Linked DNA regions of Homo sapiens: region 1 is linked to region 2. The links are chromatin loops, found by intact Hi-C in ENCODE. Cell type or tissue: ascending aorta. All regions are shown on one strand. Each heading gives the region's core, and the rest is flanking DNA. Links, peaks and the distances in the headings are about the cores only.

Region 1 (10,980 bases), core at 1,073-9,072, 61 kb before region 2:
CTGAAGTCAATCTCTGTTCTTGTGTTTGGCTTGGGGAACCTTCTGTCTTTTGGAGTGCCTTCTACTGATATATGGCCTCTACCCCTCATGTATTAATCTCACTGATTTAACTCTTACAGTGCCACAGAGCTCTCACTCTCACCCATGTATAGCACTACCGCTATTTTGATTTTTTAAATCCAAGGTTATATATAAAAATGACTGTGGTCCCTTTCAGTTACTATGATTTATGGAAAATCACACCTCAAATGTTCTTGGGCAGGATTTTTCAAAAACGCTGGTCACGCTACCCTGAAACAGCTTCGTAAATCCTTCATTCTTGCTCAGCAGTGTACTTTCCTGCAATGACCATTAGACAGTTTCAGCCATAAAAACTTGCTTAAGGCCGGGCGCTGTGGCTCATGCCTGTAATCCCAGCACTTTGGGAGGCCAAGGCGGGTGGATCACTTGAGGTCAGGAGTTCGAGACCAGCCTGGCCAACATGGTGAAACCCTGTCTCTACTAAAAATACAAAAATTAGCTGGGCATGGTGGTGTGCGCCTGTAACCCCAGCTGCTTGGGAGGCTGAGGCAGGAGAATCACCTAAACCTGGGAGGCGGAGGTTGCAGTGAGCTGAGATAGCACCATTGCACTCCAACCTGGGCAATAGAGCAACGCTCTGTCTCCAAAAACAAACAAACAAACAAACAAAAAAAAAAAAAAACAAAAAAAACCACAGCAACAAAAAAGTTCTTAAGCTTTTTACTAAGCCTCAAGTTGCTGTAGAATCCTTTTCTTTATGTGTGCAATTCTACCATCAACATTACTGACCAATTTGGTGAGGCTACCGTCTGAAAACTGGTAATAAAAATAAGCAACACAGTTTTACATACTAGAAACAAAAAACTATAGTTTTAAAAAATTAATTAGTTTCCATGTTTTTGCTGAGGTGAAGCATGGTAACTGTCCTTCCAGTTGGCCCCCAGTGATACTCACTTGCTGTGATTCAAACCCTTATACTGCCCTCTCCTGTACTGAATAGACCTGATTTATGTATGTAACCAGTAGGATATTGCAGAAGTGACAGAGTGTAACTTCCAATGCTAGTCATAAATGGCATTGCAGCATCTGTCTTGCTGTTTTGGGTAATTTGCAATGGGAAGAGTCCATTGTCATGACATGAGGACATTCAGTCAGCCTTATGGAAAAAGTCTTTGTGGCAAGAACTCAAGGCCTCTTGTCAGGAACCATGTGAATGGGCCATCTTGGAAGTAGATCCTCCATGCCTAGTCAAGCCTTCAGATGAGACTGCATCCATCCCCAGCCAACATTTTGACTGCAACCTCATGAAAACCTAAGTCACTCTCAAATTTCTGACCTATGAAAACTATGTGAGATAATAAATGTTTATTGTTGTTTTTAAGCCACCAAGCTTTGGAGATAATTTGTAATGCAGCAATAGATAACAGTATTTCCTTGGGTGATACAACTGACAGCCATCATTAAGTTACTGTATATTTAAAATGTGCTTTGTATAAATTTGCCCCACATTTTAAGTGTTTTCTTAACATATGATCTACATCCAGATATTTTAGGTTATTCTATGACTCATTTCAGTCCCATTCAGCAAACATGCTGTATTAGTCTGTTCTCACACTGCTATAAAGAACTACCTGAGACTGGGTAATTTAGCAAGAAAAGAGGTTTAATTGACTCACATTACTGCAGGCTGGACAGGAAGCATGATTGGGGAGGCCTCAGGAAACTTACAATCATGGTGGACGGGCAAAGGAGAAACAAGCACATATTCACGTGGCGGCAGGAGAGAGAGAGAGAAAGAGAGAGAAAGAGAAAGGGGAAGTGCTACACACTTTTAAACAACCAGATCTCATGGGAACTCATTCACTATCATGAGAACAAAAAGGAGGAAATCTGCCCCCATGAGTCAATCACCTCCCACCAGGTCCTTCCCCTAACATTGGGAATTACAATTCAACATGAGATTTGGTTGAGGACACAGAGCCAAACCGTATCACTTGCATTGCCTACTTGTATCAAAGCCTGTTCGTAACAGAAAACTCCAGATCAACCATCAGCAATTTGAACGAAACTGATGGCAGTAAGTTGTTTTTCTCCATCCAATTCCATTTATTGTGAATGATTCTTATGCTTTCATGATTGTAGTTAAATCTCTGGATGCCAGGAAGTCCAGCTCCTACCACTTCTTTTGCTTCTTTTTGGAATATATGCCAGAAGGGAATAAAGTTGAAGAGAATGATGCCCCCATGTTACTAAAACATGCACTGTTACATTGACAGTTCATAATAGCTAATTTTATTGCATAATTAATATGAACTAAGCACTGCTTTTAAAATTTTTAAAAATAATTTCAATTTTTATTTTAGATTCAGTGGGTACATGTGCAGGTTTGTTACATGTGAATATTGTGTGATGCTGAGGTTTGGGGTGTGAATGATCCCGTCACCCAGGTGGTAAGTATAGCACACAATAGGAGTTTTTTCAGTCCTTCCCTCCTTCCTCCCTCCCACCACTAGTAGTCCCCAGTGTCTATTGTTCCCATCTTTATGTCCATTTGTACCCAATGCTTAGCTCCCACTTATAAGTGAGAACATTTGGTATTTGGTTTTCTGTTCCTACATTAGTTAGCTTAGGATAATGACCTCCAATTACATCCATGTTGCTGCAAAGGACATGATTTTATTCTTTGTTATGGCTAGATAGTATTCTATGGTGTATATGTACCACATTTCATTATCCAATCCACCATGGATGGCCATCTAGGTTATTCTATGTCTTTGCTCTTGTGAATAGTGCAGTGACGAATGTATGAGTGCACATGTCTTTTTGGTAGGATGACTTATTTTTTGGGGGGTATACACCCAGTAGTAGAATTGCTGGATTGAATGGTAGTTTTGAGTTATTTGAGAAATCTCTAAACTGCTTTCCACAGTGGCTAGACTAATTTACATTCCCACCAACAGTGTATAGGTATTCCCTTTTCTCTGAAGCCTCGCCAGCATCTATTATTTTCTGACTTTCTAATAATAGCCATTCTAAGTGGTGTAAGATGGTATTTCATTGTGGTTTTGATTTGTGTCTTGATGATTAGTGATGTCGAGGTTTTTTTTTAATATATGTTTGTTGGCCACTCATATTTCTTCTTTTGAGAAATCTTTGTTCATGTTCTTTGCCTACTTTCTTTATTTTTTGGAGGCAGGATTTCATTCTTTTGCCTAGGCTGGAGTGCAGTGGTGCGATCATGGCTCACTGCAGCCTCAACCTCCTGGGCTCAAGCAATCTTACATTAGCCTCCCGAGTAGGTAGGACTACAGGCATATGCCACCACATTGTAGTTTTTTGTAGAGATGGGGTTTCACAATGTTGCCTAGGCTGGTCTCAAACTTCTGGGCTTAAGTGATCTGCCTGCCTTGGTCTCCCAAAGTGCTGGGATTATAGGCCTGAGCCACTGTGCCTGGCCCTTTGCCTACTTTTTAATGGGGTTGTTTGTTTTTGCTTTCTTGATTTGTCTAAGTTCCTTACAGATTCTGGATATTAGACCTGTTTTAGATGCATAGTTTGCAAATATTTTCTCCCATTCTGTAGGTTGTCTGTTTACTTTGTTGAAAGTTTGTTTTGCTGTGTGAAAGCTGTTTAGTTTAATTAGGTCCCACTTGTCAATTTTTGTTTTTGTTGTGATTGCTTTTGAGGACCTAATCATAAATTATTTTCCAAGGCCAATGTCCAGAATGGTATGTCCTAGGTATTCTTCTAGGATTTACTTATAGTTTGAGGTTTTACATTTAAATATTTAATCTATCTTGAGTTAATTTTTGTATATGGTTAAAAAGTATGGGTCCAGTTTCATTCTTCTGCTCATGGCTAGCCAGCTATCCCAGCACCATTTATTGAATAGGAAGTCTTTTCCTCATTGCTTATGTTTGTCAGCTTTGTCAAAGATCAGATGGCTGTAGCTGTGTGGCTTTAATTCTGGGTTCTCTATTCTGTTCTGTTGGGCTGTGTGTCTGTTTTTGTACCAGTACCATGTTGTTTTGGTTACTGTAGCCTTATGGTATAGCTTAATATTGGGTAATGTGATGCCTCTGGCTTTGTTCCAAGCACTGTTTTAAATGCTTTACATGTATAAAATATTTAATTCTTACAAAGAAAAAGTTATTACCCTCATTTTACAAATAGTAAAACTGAGGCACATCACTGGAAGGAAGGCTGCAGAGTCTAGAGCTATCACCATCTCTGTCTGTCAGCCACAAGCCCAGGTGCCAAAGTGCAGCAGTAGCTGCCACACAAATAGCAGTTCAGTCCAGTGTCCTAGCTTTCCTAGGCTCCCGCTCTAGGTATCACAAGCAAAAACAAGGCTAGGATTTGACAGAAGGAAAAGTGAAAAGAAAGCACCAACAAAGCATACAAACAAAAACATTTACAGAACACAGATGCTGTGATGGTTAATGTTATATGTCAACTTGACTGGGCTAAGGGACGCACAGATAGCTGGAGAAACATTTCTGGGTGTGTCTCTGAGGATGTTCCCAGGATAAATTAGCATCTGAATCAGTAGACTTAATAAAGAAGATTGCCCTCACCAATGTTAGTGGGCATCGTCTGTTGAGGGCCCAAAGAGAATAAAAATATGGAAGAAGAGTAAATTCCCCCTCTCCTTGAACTGGGACATTGGAGTTCCTGGTTCTCAGGCTTTGGATTCTGAAAACTACACCTGCACTCCCCTCACCTCTACTCTCTGTTCTCAGGCCTTCAAGCTTGAACTAGGAATTATATCATAAGATCTCCTGGTTCTCAGGCCTTTGGACTCATACTGAATCAAACCTCTGGATTTCCTGGTTCTACAGCTTGCAGATGGCAGATAGTGGAAATATTCAGCCTCCATAATCATGTGAGCCAATTCCCATAATAAATCTTCTTGTGTGTGTATGTGTGTGTGTGTGCATGTGTGCATGCTTGTGTGTGTCCTTTTGGTTCTATTCTCTGGAGAACCCTAATTCAGATGTCTTATAGTAATTTTAAAAGATGACGCCAGGCGTGGTGGCTCACGCCTATAATCCCAGCACTTTGGGAGGCCGAGGTGGGCGGATCACCTGGGGTCAGGAGTTTGAGACCAGCCCGGCCAACATGCCAAAACCCCGTCTCTACTAAAAATACAAAATTTAGCCTGATGTGGTGGCGGGCGCCTGTAATTCCAGCTACTCAGGAGGCTGAGGCAGGAGAATTGCTTGAACCCGGGAGGCAGAGGTTGCAGTGAGCCGAGATTGTGCCAGTGCACCCCAGCCTGGGCGACAAGAGTGAAAATCCGTCTCAAAAAAAAAAAAAAAAAAAAAGAACAGGACCGGGCAGGCACGATGGCTCACACCTGTAATCCCAGCATTTTGGGAGGTGGAGGTGGGTGGATCACCTGAGGTCAGGAGTTCGAGACCAGCCTGGCCAACATGGTGAAACCCCATCTCTACTAAAAATACAAAAAAATTAGCCAGGCATGGTGGCAGGTGCCTGTAATCCCAGCTACTCAGGAGGCTGAGGCAGGAGAATCGTTTGAACCTGGGAGGTGGAGGTTGCGGTGAGCCAAGATCGCGTCAATGCACTTCAACCTGGGTGACAGAGTGAGACTCCGTGTCAAAAAAAAAAAAAAAAAAAAAAGGATGAACAGCAACAGCTTAGCTTTACTGGCTTAATGGTTCTCCAAGTGTGGTTCCTGGACCAGCAGCAGCATCTAGGAACTTGGTAAAAATCCAAATTCTTGGACTCAACCCAAACCAACTGGATCAGAAAGTTTGGGGGTGGGGCTAGAAGCCTGTGCTTAAATGCATGCTGAAGTCTGAGCTCCACCGACGTAGGGGACCCAGCTGTGGCTAAATCTGGGCTGTGTGACTCAGAGCCCATGACAACTCTGGGGAGTCATTACAGCGCCAATTTTGGAGTCCAACAGCAACAATGAAAGATATTCTAGCCAAAAAGAAACATGACTGTCATTCCTTCATAGGAATGGAATAAAGCAGGGATCTTCAACATGCCTTTGATGCCCCCTGTCAAACACAGATTCCTGGGCTAGGATGAAGGGTATCCACCTAACTTAACTTGAAAATATGGATTAAGTGCCAACTGTAGTGGATGAAAGCATGTTGAGAGGAGGCTGAAAGAGGCCAGGTCACTTTAGAGCAAATTAGGTAGTATAATATTCACTAGCTGCTATAATAAATATACACACAAAAGAATAATGGCTCCAACAAAAAGAAGTTTATTGCTTGCTTATATAGTACTTCAAGGAAAGTATTTTCCTTTCTTTCTTTCTTTCTTTCTTTCTTTCTTTCTTTCTTTCTTTCTTTCTTTCTTTCTTTCTTTCTTTTCTTTCTTTCTTTCTTTCTTTCTTTTCTTTTCTTTCTTTCTTTCTTTCTTTCTCTCTTTCTCTCCCTCCCTTCCTTCCTTTCTTTCTTTCTTTTTTTTTTTTGAGACAGAATCTCACTCTGTCACCCAGGCTGGAGTGCAGTGGCGCGATCTTGGCTCACTGCAACCTCTGCCTCCCCGGCTCAAGCGATTCTCCTGCCTCAGCCTCCTGAGTAGCTGCGATTACAGGCACATGCCACCACGCCCAGCTAATTTTCGTACTTTTAGTAGAGATGGGGTTTCGCCGTGTTGGCCAGGCTGGTCTCAAACTCCTGACCTCAGATGATCTGCCCGCCTTGGCCTCCTGAAGTGCGGGGATTACAGGGGTGAGCCACCATGCCCAGTCTAAAGGAAAGTATTTCTGGTTGACAAGTCACAATCCTCTACCTAGTGATTCAGGGGGATTCCTTCTACGCCATAACTACATCATCCCCTAGGGTTTTGTCATCTTCTGCATCCAACTAGCAAGAAGAGATTGTGGTTAGGACACACCCCCTTTTAAAAAGCCTAGAAATCACACATATCACTTCTGCTTATGTGTCATTGGCTAGAACTCAGTTACATGGCCACACCAAACCACAAGAGAAGCTGAATAATGTAGTTTGTATGTACCCAGGAAGAAGAGGAAATGAATTTTTGATGAAGACATAGCAAGATCTTTTATCAGGAACAGAGTGGGATGATAAAAATAACTGGATTTTGGGCTCCAGTTATTTAGATAGATTTTTAAAACTATCTGTTTTGTTCTTCTCCAGTATTCTCAACACCTGACAGGTACCTTGCAGAGCTCAGCAAATGTTGGTTGAATGATGGAAAACACTGGAAAAATGATGGGAAATGGTGTCACACCTGTTTCTACTTCTCCCTCCATATCCATGGAGAAATTCTGGCTAATTTACCACCTTCTTTCTTGCTAATCCTGTACTTAACCCCCAGAATTCCTATCAACTCAGAGCTCCAGGCAGACATTATTATTATTATTATTATTATTATTATTATATATTGTTTTGAGATGGAGTCTTGCTCTGTCACCCAGGCTGGAATGCAGTGGCACAATTTCAGCTCACTGCAACCTCCACCTCCCTGCTTCACGTGATTCTCCTGCCTCAGCCTTCTGAGTAGCTGGGACTATAGGCACCTGCCACCATGCCTGGCTAATTTTTGTATTTTTAGTAGAGCCGGGGGTTTCACTATATTGGCCAGGCTGGTCTCAAACTCCTGACTTCAAGTGATCTGCTTGCCTTGGCCTCCCAAAGTGCTGGGATTACAGGTGTGAGCCACCGCGCCTGGCCAGGCAAACATTATTAGTCAACTAGGAATGGCTCACAGTATGAAACCTAATTGGTATCTTGGGACATTGACTTTTTGCTATAGTCATTTCATCTGTAAAACTGGTATGAGCCCTGTGTAGGCAGTTTCTCAGAGGTGCCTTTTTTAAATTATTATTTTTTATTTTTATACACAGGGTCTTCCTGTCACCCAGGCTGAAGTACAGCAACATGATCATAGCTCACTGCAGCCTTAAACTTCTGGGCTCAAGCGATCCTACAAGTAGCTGGGACTACAGGTATGCATCACTGTGTTGTCTAATTTTTTATTTTTTATTTTTATTTTTGTAGAGATAGGGTCTCACTATGTTTCCCAGGCTCAAAGTATAAACCTTTTATGTATAATTCACTGATGTCCTAGTGCTGGCCAGAGCTTATGTTTATAAACCAGTGATCTTACATTGTTGAAATGTTAGTTCCTTCAAAATCTTTTGACTCAGGGCTCTAGAATCATCCAACTGTTGAGGAGTGATATCTTCCCAGACCAGACTGCTGATCAGTCACAAGGAATTGTCCTTCCTCATTCATTTCTGAAATATTATTTTGGCCAAGGTTCTGATAACATCACATTTTCCATTACATTTTTCTTGAAAGGTTTTGAAGTAGTATAAACTATGCCCTCATGGGCCAGTGTTGAGCTCCATGAAGGAGTCTCAGCACTTCTGCATACCCAACAAATGAATGGTACCTCCAGGAGAGGAGCTGGGCCACTCTAACTCACCCAAACAACTTCACTCCAGTTTCAACTTATGAGCTTGATGGATTCTTGACCTTAAACATGTTCAGAAATCTAGCAGTCATTTAACCATGCTTCTCAGTGGTCACGTCTTGACATGATCACTCATGAGGTCTATGGCCAGTAATTTGTTACTAATTGTATATAAGTCACCACAGTCTGAATGATTTGCCTTCTTTAAAAAAAAATAAATAGGAGGCTGGGCGCAGTGGCTCACCCCTGTAATCCCAGCACTTTGGGAGGCCGAGGCGGACAGATCACCTGAGGTTGGGAGTTCAAGACCAGCCTGACCAACATGGAGAAACCCTGTCTGTCCTAAAAATACAAAATTAGCTGGGCATGGTGGTGCATGCCTGTAATCCTGGCTACTTGAGAGGCTGAGGCAGGAGAATCGCTTGAACCCCGGAGGCGGAGGTTGCGGTGAGCTGAGATCGCACCATTGCACTGCAGCCTGGGCAACAAGAGCAAAACTCCGTCTCAAATAAATAAATAAATAAATAGGAACAGTTATTCTTATAATAATGTCATTCCTATTCATTTGCATTCTGACATGCTCTCCTGAGCAGCAGGGCAGAGGGAGGCATTTTAGCTGAGCACTGGGAATTTCACACCATCCTCAGTCTAACTTATCTACATCTCAGCCTGTGATGAGAGACCATTAACAGTTTTGACAACTATAAATTATGGTAGTGTTTGTGAGTGGTGATATTTATGGTTACTGCCACTGCTTATCCTTTTGCTTCAGTAGTATATGCCTTCTCACCTTATTACTAGTACCTGTGAGGGGAAAGCCTGGGGAAAAAAACAAAACTTGTTGTTAAAAATAAAACTGGCCATATTTGTTTAGCTTTTTTCTTATATAATGGCAGTTTTTGAGCTCTTTAAATTTTTTTATTATTCAAGTAGTTGCAAAATGCTTTTATGACCATCACACCACAAATATTTTACAGAACTATTTGTCTTACTTCCTTGGAAAAAATACCCAGCATAGATTGTGAGGAGTATGGGTTGCATCTAAACCTCTTCACAGAGAGGGAGGGCGTGTGGCAGAAAAGATACTGGGACACACAGTTTTAACCCAGTACCTCCCTACACACTCACATATTGCAGGGTTACCTATTGCCCTCACTCCTTCTGGGCATAACCAGGAGAAAGGCATATCTGGGTCAATACAGACAAAGTCAGTACTGGCATGGCTCTGTAAGCTAAGTAAGATTCTGGAAAGATCCATTGGCATACACCAGTACAAAGTACCTCAGGCAAAACCGAGTCAGGGTTAGGAGCTACAATCAAATAAAAAGATGATTGAGAAGAAATGACAAAGATCCAGGCAGAATGATCTGTTTTGGTAAGTTGGTCCAAATTGTGGAGGGAGAGAGAGAGAGAGAGAGAGAGAGAGGGAGACAGAGCAGAAACAGGGACAGAGAGATGGAGAGAGGGAGAAAGAACAGGGAGAGAGAGAGAGACAGAGAAAGTGTGTCTTTGTGGTCTTAGAAGGGTACTGTTTATTATAATTGAAGGGTCAGAGGCAAGGCAGATAAGGGTAGCTCATGAATGATTAGATGGAGGGTTGAATAAATGGATAAATTGATGCATGGATGGTTGGTGAATGAATGAATGGATAAATGGATTTAATGAAATTAGGATGGATGGCTGATGTTACTGATAAATGAATGGTGGGCAAGTGAATGATTAGTTAGATGAATGAACAAATAAATGGACAACTGGATTGGATATACGTACGGATAGAAAGATAGATAGACAGACAGATAAATAAGTACATACATACATACATTGTGAGTGAATGGATGACCAAAGTGATGGATTGGTGGATGAACACAAAGATGTATTAATGAATGAATGGAAAGATGAATGCGTAAATAGATGGACGTTATGGTAGGCAGAATAATGGACCCCCAAAGATGTTCATATCTTAATTACTGAAACTTTTAATATGCTAGATTGCATGGCAAAAAAGAATTAAGGTTGCTAATCATTTTATCTTGAGATGGGTGAGATTACCCTGGATTATCTGTGTGGGCCCAGTGTAATCCCAAGGCTCCTTATAAGTACAAGTGGAGCAGAAGGGACAGAGTCAGAGAGAGATGTGAAGATGCTATGCTGCTGGCTTTGAAGTTGGAGGAAGAGGCGATGAGACCAGGAATGCAGGCAAGCTCAAGCAGGAAAAGTCAAGAAAACAGATTCACCCCTACAGCCTCCAGAAGGAATACAGTTCTGTCAACACTTTGGTTTTGGCCCCTTCAGACACATTTTAGGCTTCTGACCTCTAGAAGTAAAAGATAATAAATCTTTATTGTCTTAAGCCACTAAGTTTGTGGTAATTTGTCACCACAGCAATAGAAATGATTGAATACATTAATGGGTAAATAAATGGATGGAAGATAGATGAATACTTGGATGATTAAATGGATGAATGATAAATGGATAAACACATGGTTGGGTGATGGAGAGAATGGAGGAATAGATACATGAATAAATGATTGGTTG
Region 2 (10,980 bases), core at 1,403-9,402:
GTTGATCGTGTTCTTTGACTTAACATGGCATGACTTGCAAATATTATTGTCTACCTGCTGTACTGCAGAGGAGAAACAAAGGATTCTGGGTACTGCTCATGAATATGCAAATGGAGTGGCAACTGGTAACTAAGGTCATGCCATTTATCATGTGAGGGGAGATGCAGCTCTAGATCTGGTCCCTCAGTGGGATTACCAGAGGGGTTCCCAAGATCTTGAACACAGAAATCACATGGTAACTTGTTTAACAGTAGGTATGGAAAAGTGTGTGGTTAAGCTAGTTAATTACAACAAGGTTAGAGAAGTAACTCCGAGGAAGGACAAAAATCTCACTCTATTTCAGGACAGTTTGGTTGAGGCAAGCAGGAAATATGCTAAGTGTAGACCCAAACTCCCTGGAAGGGTGAGCTCTCCTAGGTATGCATTTAATTACTTAATATGCCCCTGGCATTATGAGGAAGTTACAAAAGGCAGAAATGGGACCTCAAACTCCCATGAGTCAACTCTTGTACATGGCCATTGGGTTTACAACAACAGGGACAGAGCAGAGGAAGCAGAGAAAACCAAAATAAAAAGCCAAAAAGCCCAGTTGTTAGTGGCTGCCTTAAGCCACCTGCTGCCTCGAGGTTATTCATCCCAGGGAAGTGTTGCAAGATCGGTGTCTGGGCTGCCCAGACGATAGCCCCCAACTTGCTGGCCCCTGAGCCAGAATCAGTGTGCCTACCATAAGCAAGAGGGCCATTGGAAAAGGGACTGCCTCAGGCTCCAAGGGGAATCTGGGCCACTCAAACCCATAATGGCCAAGACAACAGAGAACTGACGGGACCTGAGGTTCCCCATGGCTCCCACTGGACACCTTACCATCTCCACAGAGGAGCCGTGGGTAACTCTTGATGTGGCAGGTAAGAATACTGAGTTCTTATTGGATATGGGAGCAGCCTTCTCAGTTCTGACCCATTTCTCAGGGCCACTGTCTTCCTACTCTTGTACCATACTGGTGGTACAAGAGTACCACCTTATACAAGGTACATGATTGATAGCCAGCCAAAAATTAGGAGATTCACCCATCCCCTTGGTTGCACTGTAGGCGATCATATGTTTTCCCACATGTTCTAGCTTATGTCTCAGTGCAGTATTCCTTTACTGGGAAGAGACTTACTTTTCCAATTACAGGCCACAGTTCAATTTGGAGAGCCCCACAAAAAGGCAATAGGCCGGGAAGGGGCACTACTTCTAGCTCTAAGTGCTTGACTTACTACAGGTAAAGAAAAGACCTTCCTTCCACCGCATATTACTTCTCAAGTAGACTCTTCTGTCTGGGACAAAGAAGTTCCTGATAGAGCTGTTAATGTTTTACCCATGGGAAAAACAATATCCTTTGAGACCTGAAGCAAAAGCAGGGATACAGCCCCAGATAGAAAAGTTTCTAAAGTAAGGATTATTACAACCCTGTCAGTCCCCATATAATACTACCATCCTGCCTGTAAAGAAACCAGGTGAGAAATACAGATTTCTTCGGGATCTGAAGGGAGTTAATGAGGCATTAGTTCCAGTCTACCCAATAGTTCCTAACCCTTATACAATATTGACCTAAGTCTCTGAACATGCTAATTGATTCACGGTATGAGACTTAAAGGATGCTTTCCTTTTTATACCTTTGCGCCCAGACTCCTAGTATATTTTAACTTTTGAATGGACTGATCCAGATGCTCATGCTACATCTCTGTTTACCTGGAATGCCTTTTCCCAAAGTTTTAGGGTCAGTCCTCATCTCTTTGGGGATGTATTGGCAAAATAATTAAGGGAACTACAGTTAATGAATTGATCCCTCCTAAAATATGTGGATGACCTATAAATTTCCAGCCCTACTAGGGACGACTCTGATAAAAATATAATTCAGGTCCTTACTTTCTTGGGAAAATAAGGGTATCGGGTATTCTCCCACAAGGCCCAGACTTCTGTGCAAAAGGTTAAATACCTGGGATACATGCTTATTCCTGGAACAAGGACAATAGCCAGGAATGAAAAGAGACCACTCTGGCACTGCAGCGCCATCAGACTAAGAAACAGTTAAGAACCTTTTTGGGAATGGGTGGATTCTACCATATCTGGATTCCCTGGTTTGGGGTCATAGCAAAACCACTCTATGAAGCTCTAAAAGGGAATGATCACGAGCCTTTGAACTGGGATGGAACCTGCCAACAGGCATTCCTAACCTTAAAAGAAAATCTGGGAATGGCCCATGCTTTGTGACTCCCAAACTTAGAAAAACCTTTCACTCTCTATGTGGCTGAAAAACAAGGGACAGCTTTGGGTGTTCTAACTCAAAGGCTAGGGAATAATCCTAGACCAGGGCTTATTTTTCTAAAAAGCTAGATCAGGTGGTGGCCAGATGGCCAGGATGCTTGTGAGCTGTGGCCACCACCATTCTATTGGTAGAAGAAGCCAGGAAGTTAGCCAGGCACGGTGGCTCGTGCCTGTAATCCCAGGACTTTGGGAGGCCAAGGCGGGTGGATCACGAGGTCAGGAGATCGAGACCATCCTGGCCAACATGGTGAAACCCCATCTTTACTAAAATACAAAAAAATTAGCCGGGTGTGGTGGCATGTGCCTGTAGTCCCAGGTCCCAGCTACTCAGGAGGCTGAGGCAGGGGAATTGCTTGAACCCAGGAGGCGGAGGTTGCAGTGAGCCAAGATCATGCCACTACACTCCAGACTGGCAACAGAGCAAGACTCTGTCTCAAAAAAAAAAAAAAAAAGCCATGAAGTCTTCCTTGGGACAAAAATTAGATGTCATTACTTTCCCTCCTCAATCAAGTACACTAGGTCCTAGAGCAAAAGGACATTAATGGCTAACAGGGAGTCAGTTGCTCAAATATTAGATCCCTCTGTTCCACACCCAAGAGTTTACCCTTAAAGTATGTCAGGTTTTAAATCCTGCTACTCTGTTGCTGGACTCAATGTCCCGAGAACGGAGGAAACCATGGAACAGACCTACTCTAGCAGGCTTGACCTTAAAGATAAGTCCTTTCCTAACCCTGATGTTAAATGGTTTACACACACACATACACACACACACACACACACACATATATATGCACACACACATACTTTTTTTTTGAGATGGATTCTCACTGCGTAGCCCAAGTTGGAGTGCAATGGCATGATCTCGGCTCACTGCAACCTCCACTCCAGGGCTCAAGCAATTTTTGTGCCTTGAATCAGTAAATATATTGACTCAAGTCTTTTCCCAATCAGAGAGCCCTAATTAGAGTGATTAATTCCACTTTTTTAGCAGAAGTGTGAGGAGGTAAAGCTTTGGCCTCAATAACTTCTTGTTGGCCTGCCTTCTTTACTCTCTCATGAATAAAGCTACTCCCATCAGTAAACCATTTAACATCGGGGTTAGGCAGGGACTTACCTATTCTGGAATAGCAGGGGCTATTCCGGACTATAAAAAGGGCCACCAGGGCCTGTGAACTCTGTGCCTGTAACAACTCAGGAAGCCACCCTATACCCCCACCCCTACTCAAGCCTGCAATGGGGAAGACTGGCAAATAGGTTTCACCCAGATGCCACCGTATACAGAGGACTGAAGTATTTGCTAGTACTTATAACAATTTCATCAGGCGGATAGAAGCTTTCCCCACAAGGACAGAAAAAGCACTGGAAGTGTCCACATTGTTATTTTAAAAAAATCATCCCAAGTTTTGAATTACCAACATATTTGCAAAGTGATAAGAGACCTTCCTTCACAGCTAAGGTGACCCAGCAGGTTTCCTCAGCCTTAGGCATTATCTATCATCTTCACTCCTCCTAGAGGCCTCAATCCTTAGGTAAGGTAGAAAAAGACAATCATGTTTTAAATAGGACATTAGCAAAACTGTCAGGAGACCTCAGAGACCTGGGTATCTCTCCTTTCCATGGCCCTTTTTTGCATAAGGATGGCTCTGAAGGGAACCTTAAAACTTAGCCCATTTGAAATGGCCTATGGGGGGCCCTTTTTTAACTTCAGGCTTCCTGTTTGATGAGGAGACACACAGAATGCTTACTCATATTAACTTAGACCAGGTTCAAAAGGCCCTTCAAGAATATGGAAATAAGGTATTTCCCTTTTTCACAAACGAAAAAAAATAGCTCCCCTGTTCAACCAGGAGACAGAGTCCTATTAAAAACTTGGGAAGAAGGATCCCACGAGGATCAATTATAACCAAAATGGAAGGTACCCTACCAGGCATTGTTAAGCATCCCCACTGCTGTTAAACTTCAGGGAGTCACTAGATGGGTACACTTGTCCAGAATTAAACCTGTTTCTCATAAGTCCCCACAGGCACAAGAGGAGGACACTATGCCCACAAAATCAGTAGGAGGCAGTGACAGAGGATGGACCTCCATCCTTCTACAACACTTTACGATTAAAGAGGAGTATATAATCTCTGAAAGGGTAATGAGGTAGCAGATCAGCAGGGCTTGTTTTCTGAGCACTGGTCATAACCCTGCTGATCAGGACAGGATGTAGCAAATAAACCAGCCCAAACCAGCTAGGACTAGGAGTTTTACTACATTCGCACAAAGACACTCCCACAAGTGCATGACACTTTACAAATTCCATGGCAACATCTTGAAGTTACTTTATATGGTTCCAGGAGCTCCCTGCCCCTTTTCTAGAAAGTTTGTGAATAACCTGTTCCTTATTAAGCATATAACTAAGAGTGAATATAAAGATAGCTAGTCCATGAGTGCCACTCTGCCTATGGGATAGCTCTGCTCTGTCTACGGAGCAGCCATTTTCCTGTACATGTTGCTCAAATAAACTTGCTTTCTTTTACTGTTGGCTCACTCTTGAATTCTTTCCTGGTTGAAGCCAAGAACCCTCCCAAGCTGAGCCCCAGTTTTTGGGTTTGCCTGCATCAGTTCTACATTTCATTCTCATGCCATTCTAGTACAAACATGAAGTGTAGGGGTGAGGTGGGAGGCAATAAAGATAGTCCTTCCAAAGCCTTGTATTTCCACCAGGACTCTTGGCAGCGAATCCCTTTCCTCTATTGGTTAGCCTCCTTCCCCACAGTGCTGCAACCAGCTGGTTGTATTTAGGGCTTAGTTGAAGTCTGAAACCTTGATTTTAGTGGCACCAACCTGTGAGCTTAGGAGATGTATTCCTCCCCTCCAGTTGCACCTAGTAGACCCAAAATTAGACAACTGTATTAATTCAGGATTTGAGGTTGTTACAGAAGGAAATAAGGCAGGAGAGGATTCTTAGGATCTAAGTTGGCTAGGAGAAGAAATGAAACTAGGAGAAGACTAATAGAATGCAGAAGGGTCCCAGGACTTAAGTTTCTGAGGGACAGTCATGGGTGAGCACAAGGAGTGTGAACAGGTAGTGAAAAATGTCCTCAAAGATGAGGCAATCAAATGACTTGATTAATGGTTTATTCCCTAAGGCTCTAAAGCACATGGAATGGATCATTTTGGCTGCTGCAGAAACCATGGGTAAGAGAACATGGTGAGGTCCTATAGAGCCTACCAACCCAAGTCAAGGAGAGCCACAAGTTTCAGTGTATGCAAATATGAGGTCAGCGCCGGTTTGGGGAATAGGAAAGACGCAGGGGCTGTGTCGACTTTTGGAGGCCAGTCCAGAAGTCGAGTCCAGGCGATGGTAGGAGCTACTCCCCAGACCTGAGCACCTCTCCTAACAGCAGCTCAGGCAAAGGCCACGTCTCGGAACAGTTGGCTGCACAGGTCACGTGACGCGCCCCTAGCCCGGCTCTATTTGGCTGCAAGAGCGCTCTGTCGCCTGCCTCGGACTCTGTTTCCCAGAAGTCTTCCTGGAAACTACATTTCGCAGGGGGCTTTGCGGCGCCTACTTCCTCCTGGCTGATTAGATGGGACTGGTGCCGTTGGCCGGACGTTTTTGGGAGCTTCACAGGCTGATGGGGAAGGGCGAAACCTGCTCGATTAAAACAACCCGCATTTCGAGGCGAGGAAGCGAGTCACGGCTCGGCCCCTCCCTTTGTGAGGAGAACCAGGCCCGCCTCGGGGTCCCCTGGGCAATGTAGTAACGTGAAGGTCTCCGAGTCCCGCTAGCACTCCCGGGGCGTGGGGGTCCCAAGTGGGACTGGAACCACCGCGAAAGAGGCGGGGCTGCGCGGATCTTCCACACCAGCTCCTCCCTTCCGTCAGGGGGTGCTGCGCATGAACGTTTTCCCATCTCTACCTCTTGGTTATCCCTCAGCAGAGATTCTTCTTTTACTCTGTACAGTTTTCAGCATCCCTCAAGCTGATATTTCAATTAAACAAATTTTAGAATTCTGAGAAATGGCGAAATAATGTAAAAGAAACAAATGATATTGGCCCTAAATTATCCTCCAGCCCCTGCTGCTCATCGGACACTTTATGAGGTTACAAAGGACCATGGCGCTGCGCATATGGGGGATCCATTTTACCCACCGTACTTAGATCAGGCTGTGACTTCCGCCCTCGAGGAGCGGCTGCTGCTCTACCGGGTGTGCTCATTTAGCCCTAGCGTTGTTTGTGCGTTTGAGGACATTCGCTGAGCCAAGCTGCAAGGGTGTCGTTATCATTTTACGAGGGGAATACGGAGAGCATGGTGGATAAAAGGTGGTTGACCTGCCCAGGCTATACAGCTAGAAGTGCCGTTAGAACTTGGTACAGGTGGAACTGATTCTGATACTTGTCTCAAACTGTTACCAGTGGAGGGTGTTCAGGTTCTTGGTGTCTTGAACAAATAATTGGACAAAACGGCACAAACAAAGCAAGGGAATAATGAAGTAACAAAAGCAGAGATTTATTGAAAACGAAAGTACATTTCACAGGGTGGGAGCAGGCTGAGCATGGGGGCTCACGAGCGCTGTTATAGAATTTTCTGGGGGTTAAATACCCTCTAGAGGTTTCCATTGGTTAGTTGGTGTATGCCTTATGTAAATGAATAGGTTAAAAGTTACAAAGGCATTGTATGCCCTATGTAAATAAAGAGGATATTTCGGCGGGGAGTTGTGGCTTACACCTGTAATCCCAGCACTTTGGGAGGCCAAGGCGGGCGGATCACCTGAGGTCAGGAATTCGAGACCAGCCTGGTCAGCATGGTGAAACCCCATCTCTACTAAAAATAAAAATAAAAATAAATTAGCTGGGCGTGGTGGCATGCGCCTGTAATCCCCTGGTGGCTGAGGCAGGAGAATCACTTGAACCGGGCAGAGGTCACAGTGAGCCGAGATCGCGCCGTTGCACTCCAGCCTGGGCGACAGAACAAGACTCAAATAAATAATAAATAAATAAATAAAAAGGATGTGTCTTATCATAGCTGAAGTGTTTCATTTGATTTAATTCTAGCAAGTCCTTAAGTTCCCTGCCTCCAGGCCATATTCTGCCTCAAGACCTATCCTGTTTACTTCGTGTAGCATTAGTTTCTTTTTCCCAGGTTTGCTGCTACTTACTTGGTTAAGCCATGATCATCTCGGCTGTACTCACAGTCTCATAAATCCGGTGTTTATTGAGTGTTAGCACCGTGCCAGGCAGTGTGTTGAGTGCTGGGACATGGTGTTGAACAGGGGCAGACACAACCTTACCTTCATGGTGTTTACAGCCTAATGGGGAAGACAGTTACTGATCACATAATACAAATAAGAATAAAATGTCAAATTGCGATAAATAGAACACCCCCACCCCCAGGATGCTACAAGAGAGAATAATGGAGGAAAATTGATACATTAGATTGATTAGGGAAAGAAAGAAATGTTTGGTCTGAAATGCTTGAAGAAGGCTGAGAAGAAGGAAGCTGTGTAACAGCCAAGAGAAGAGTAGTCCAGGCAGAGGGATCAGCAAGTGCAAAGGCTCTGAGCGGGGAAGAGCTTGGTGTTTTGCAATTCAAGGAACTCAGAGAAGTCCCTTGTGATTGGAACACAGTGAAGTAGGGGAGAGTGGAACAAATTGAGACTGGCTTTCCTTTTACCAGTCTTGCCTCTTCTTTTCTTTTCTTTTTTTTGAGACAGAGTTTCACTCTTGTTGCCCAGGCTGGAGTGTAGTGGCACAATCTTGGCTCACCGCAACCTCCACCTCCCAGGTTCAAGCGATTCTCCTGCCTCAGCCTCATGAGTAGCTGGGATTATAGGCATGCGCCACCACGTCCGGCTAATTTTGTATTTTTAGTAGAGACGGGGTTTCTCCATGTTGGTCAGGCTGGTCTCAAACTCTTGACCTCAGGTGATCCACCCGCCGGGCCTCCCAAAGTGCTGGGATTACAGGTGTGAGCCACTGCACCCAGCCTAGTCTTGCCTCTTCTAAACCATATCCACACTGGCAGTATAGGAATATTTTCAGTACTCAAATATGATGACTTGACTTTCCTTTAGAGGCTTTGTGTCCCCTACAAGTTTTAGCTCAAACTCCTCAGCACAGTGCTCAGAGACCTTCGTAATTGGATTTACCTCACTTTCCAGTCTTCCTTTTTTGCAAGTTCTGTTATCTCTGCTTGGCATGCCCTCTCCTATGTGCTTGCTGATCAGGCAAACTTCTATTCACACTTTGTCTTGGCTGAAATATCATCACCTCTGTGCTCTCCTTGTGCACTCTCAATTCACTTCTTGTCCCCCTGCTGTGTAACTACTGGTTTGCCTACCAGTCTTTCCCAAGAGACAGTGAGCTCCTCCTCTTGGGGATGTGTTTTCTATCTTTGTATGATGCAGAACACAAGGCCTGGCAGTTGCTCTTTTCTTTCTTTCTTTTCTTTTTTTTTTTTTTTGAGACGGATTCTTGCTCTGTCGCCCAGGCTGGAGTCCAGTGCAATGTCGGCTCACTGCAACCTCCGCCTCCCGGGTTCAAGTGATTCTCCTGCCTCAGCCTCCCAAGTAGCTGGATTACAGGCATGCGCTACCACGCCCAGCTAATTTTTTGTATTTAGTAGAGATGGGGTTTCACCATGTTGGTCAGGCTGGTCTCAAACTCCTGAACTCAGGTGACCCAAAGTGCTGGGATTACAGATGTGAGCCACCACACCTGGCCATTGCTGTTTTCATAACAAATATTCATTAAGAGAATGAGTGGAACAGCTAGCCATGACTAGCCTCCACTTGTCACCTGATGAGAAGGTGACATGTGGTTCTTATCCTTGGCAGAGTGGAAATTAGCATCCAAAAGGACGCAAGAAGAGATGAGTAAAAAATCTACACTTACCCATGAGCCAGATACTGTCTCATCCACTGTCTCATTTAATCTTTGTGACAATCATAGTTCTCAGTTTTTGCTGCTAAGAAAACTGGTGCCCAAAGGCTCTGCCTAAAGATTACCCAACTAGTAATGGAGAACCTCGGTAGGAAATTGGGTCTTTCTGATCTCAAAGGTTGAGCCCCTCAATATTCCTTCTGTTCTTTTTGCCCCATCTGGCACCCGTTACTAGCACAGAAGCCCGGAAAGTTTAAGAAACAACTTCTGTCTCTGGTGTGTCATTTGTACCTCTGAGGACATCAACTTGGAACAGCCATTGTACCAGAGTTCTGTCTTTTCCAGGAATCAGTGACTCATATCAGTCTCTGCTGATATCAGCTGCTGAAGGGCTTAGGAGAACTGGTAGGACTCAGAGGAGCAGAAAATCCAGGAAAGGGCACTCTTGGCCAGTGCTGTTTAATAGAACTCTTTCAGATGAGTAAAATGTTCCATATTTGTGCTTTCCAGTATGGGAATGTCTCAAGTTCCTTTTTAGACAGTATCTCCAGCCCCCTCATTGGTTCCTGACTTCAGGCTGTTTCCAAGACATTCAACTTGAGACTACAGATCCCTGGGCTAGGTCTTCAAGGGCCCTCCAGATCCAAGCTATGCCTCAGTTTTAGCTGAAGTTGTGTCCAAGAACACAGGTCAGGGTACAGGGAGATGGGATACGTATAGCTCCAGACATGGCCAGTGCATTGTTGATATTGCCACCCCAGCAAACTGCCTAGAACTTGGCCCAGAGCAGATGCTAGGTTAACATGGTAGATGAGTGAATTTACTTTCTCTTCCCCAGATTGGGGCTCCCTCACCTACTGCCATTGGCTTCTGGAATCCTTCTCTATCATTGTGAACTGATGACTTGCCACATGGTGAAGATTAACGAAGCCAGTGCTTTGAACCACCACCCTGACATTTTGGGGGTAGGTCAGGGGGGTAGCTACAAAACCAGCTAGTAATAATTCATTGAAAATATGCTGGATCCAGCATTTTTATGTAATGACCTCATTTTTCTTGTGAAACCCTGTGTGCAAAATGAAAGCCCAAATGAGCATCTGCTATATACAGTTAGGAGTAGGGTGGTGCTGGGGAAAGAGGACTGATCTAGGAGTTACCCTGGACCTGGGGCTCATAGGCTGTATGACCTTGAACAAGATGCTCAATGCTTCTGTGCCCCAGTTTTCTCTCAAGTAAAATAAAAACATTGGACTCTAAGCTTCTTTCTACAGTTAATGTGAATGTTTAAAAAATGGCTGGTCACATCTGTGATCAACCTACATTAAGCACCTTTCAAGTGATTACTTGCTTCAATTAGGTCCATTTTCATTGTTTACTTTTACTAACAGTTTTTTTTCTTAACCCTTCCACTTCCAGTGCCTTCCTCATTCTTCACTATTTTTTGATTGTTTCTTCAGATTCTGATAAATCATCTTCATTTCCAGCCATTGAATCACCTGCTCCTTGGCCCTGCCTAGAGGCTCTTTAATCCTCAGCAGTTTCAATTTCCTGACAAAGCACACAGAGGGGGCCCGGTCTCCCTCCTCTTCCCTTGCCCACTACTCACCACTCTCCCATCTAAAACACATCTGAAAAATCAGGGAGGTTTCTATTCTGGCAGTTGTCTCTCTCACCACTAGATGGCACATGCAGGTCATCAGTCTTTTGGGCAAAAACTAATTTTATTGTGTATTTAAACTCCATCTCAATCCACAAAAGCTTTGAGGGGAATTACAAAAGTACAAAATATACAAAAGGATAAGA

Evidence for each region. A loop is a pair of places that touch in the nucleus more often than their neighbours do. Peaks named below come from ENCODE experiments on the same cell type or tissue, not always from the same donor. Only the 100,000 strongest peaks of a DNase experiment are listed, where the experiment ranks them.
Region 1: it touches region 2 in a loop (5-fold over the local background); 3 of 110 quality-filtered maps call a loop at or near these places.

The regions. Positions count from the first base shown.
Region 1 is chr20:41,626,195-41,637,174 of GRCh38, forward strand. No RefSeq gene overlaps it. Among named protein-coding and RNA genes, the nearest start is that of CHD6, 13 kb to the left of the region's middle. In ascending aorta, for the core only: no CTCF peak of the experiment used is centred there; a DNase peak (open chromatin) is centred at 5,857; H3K27ac peaks cover 1,458 bases.
Region 2 is chr20:41,687,122-41,698,101 of GRCh38, forward strand. LOC124904905 (a long non-coding RNA gene) reads right to left here and starts at 7,054. Exons shown (of 2, transcript XR_007067588.1): 1 at 6,215-7,054; 2 at 5,414-5,947. RefSeq lists enhancers at 5,849-6,058, 6,199-6,418, 6,639-6,878. In ascending aorta, for the core only: CTCF peaks have their summits at 6,217 and 6,426; DNase peaks (open chromatin) are centred at 5,810 and 6,440; H3K4me3 peaks cover 2,053 bases; H3K27ac peaks cover 1,648 bases.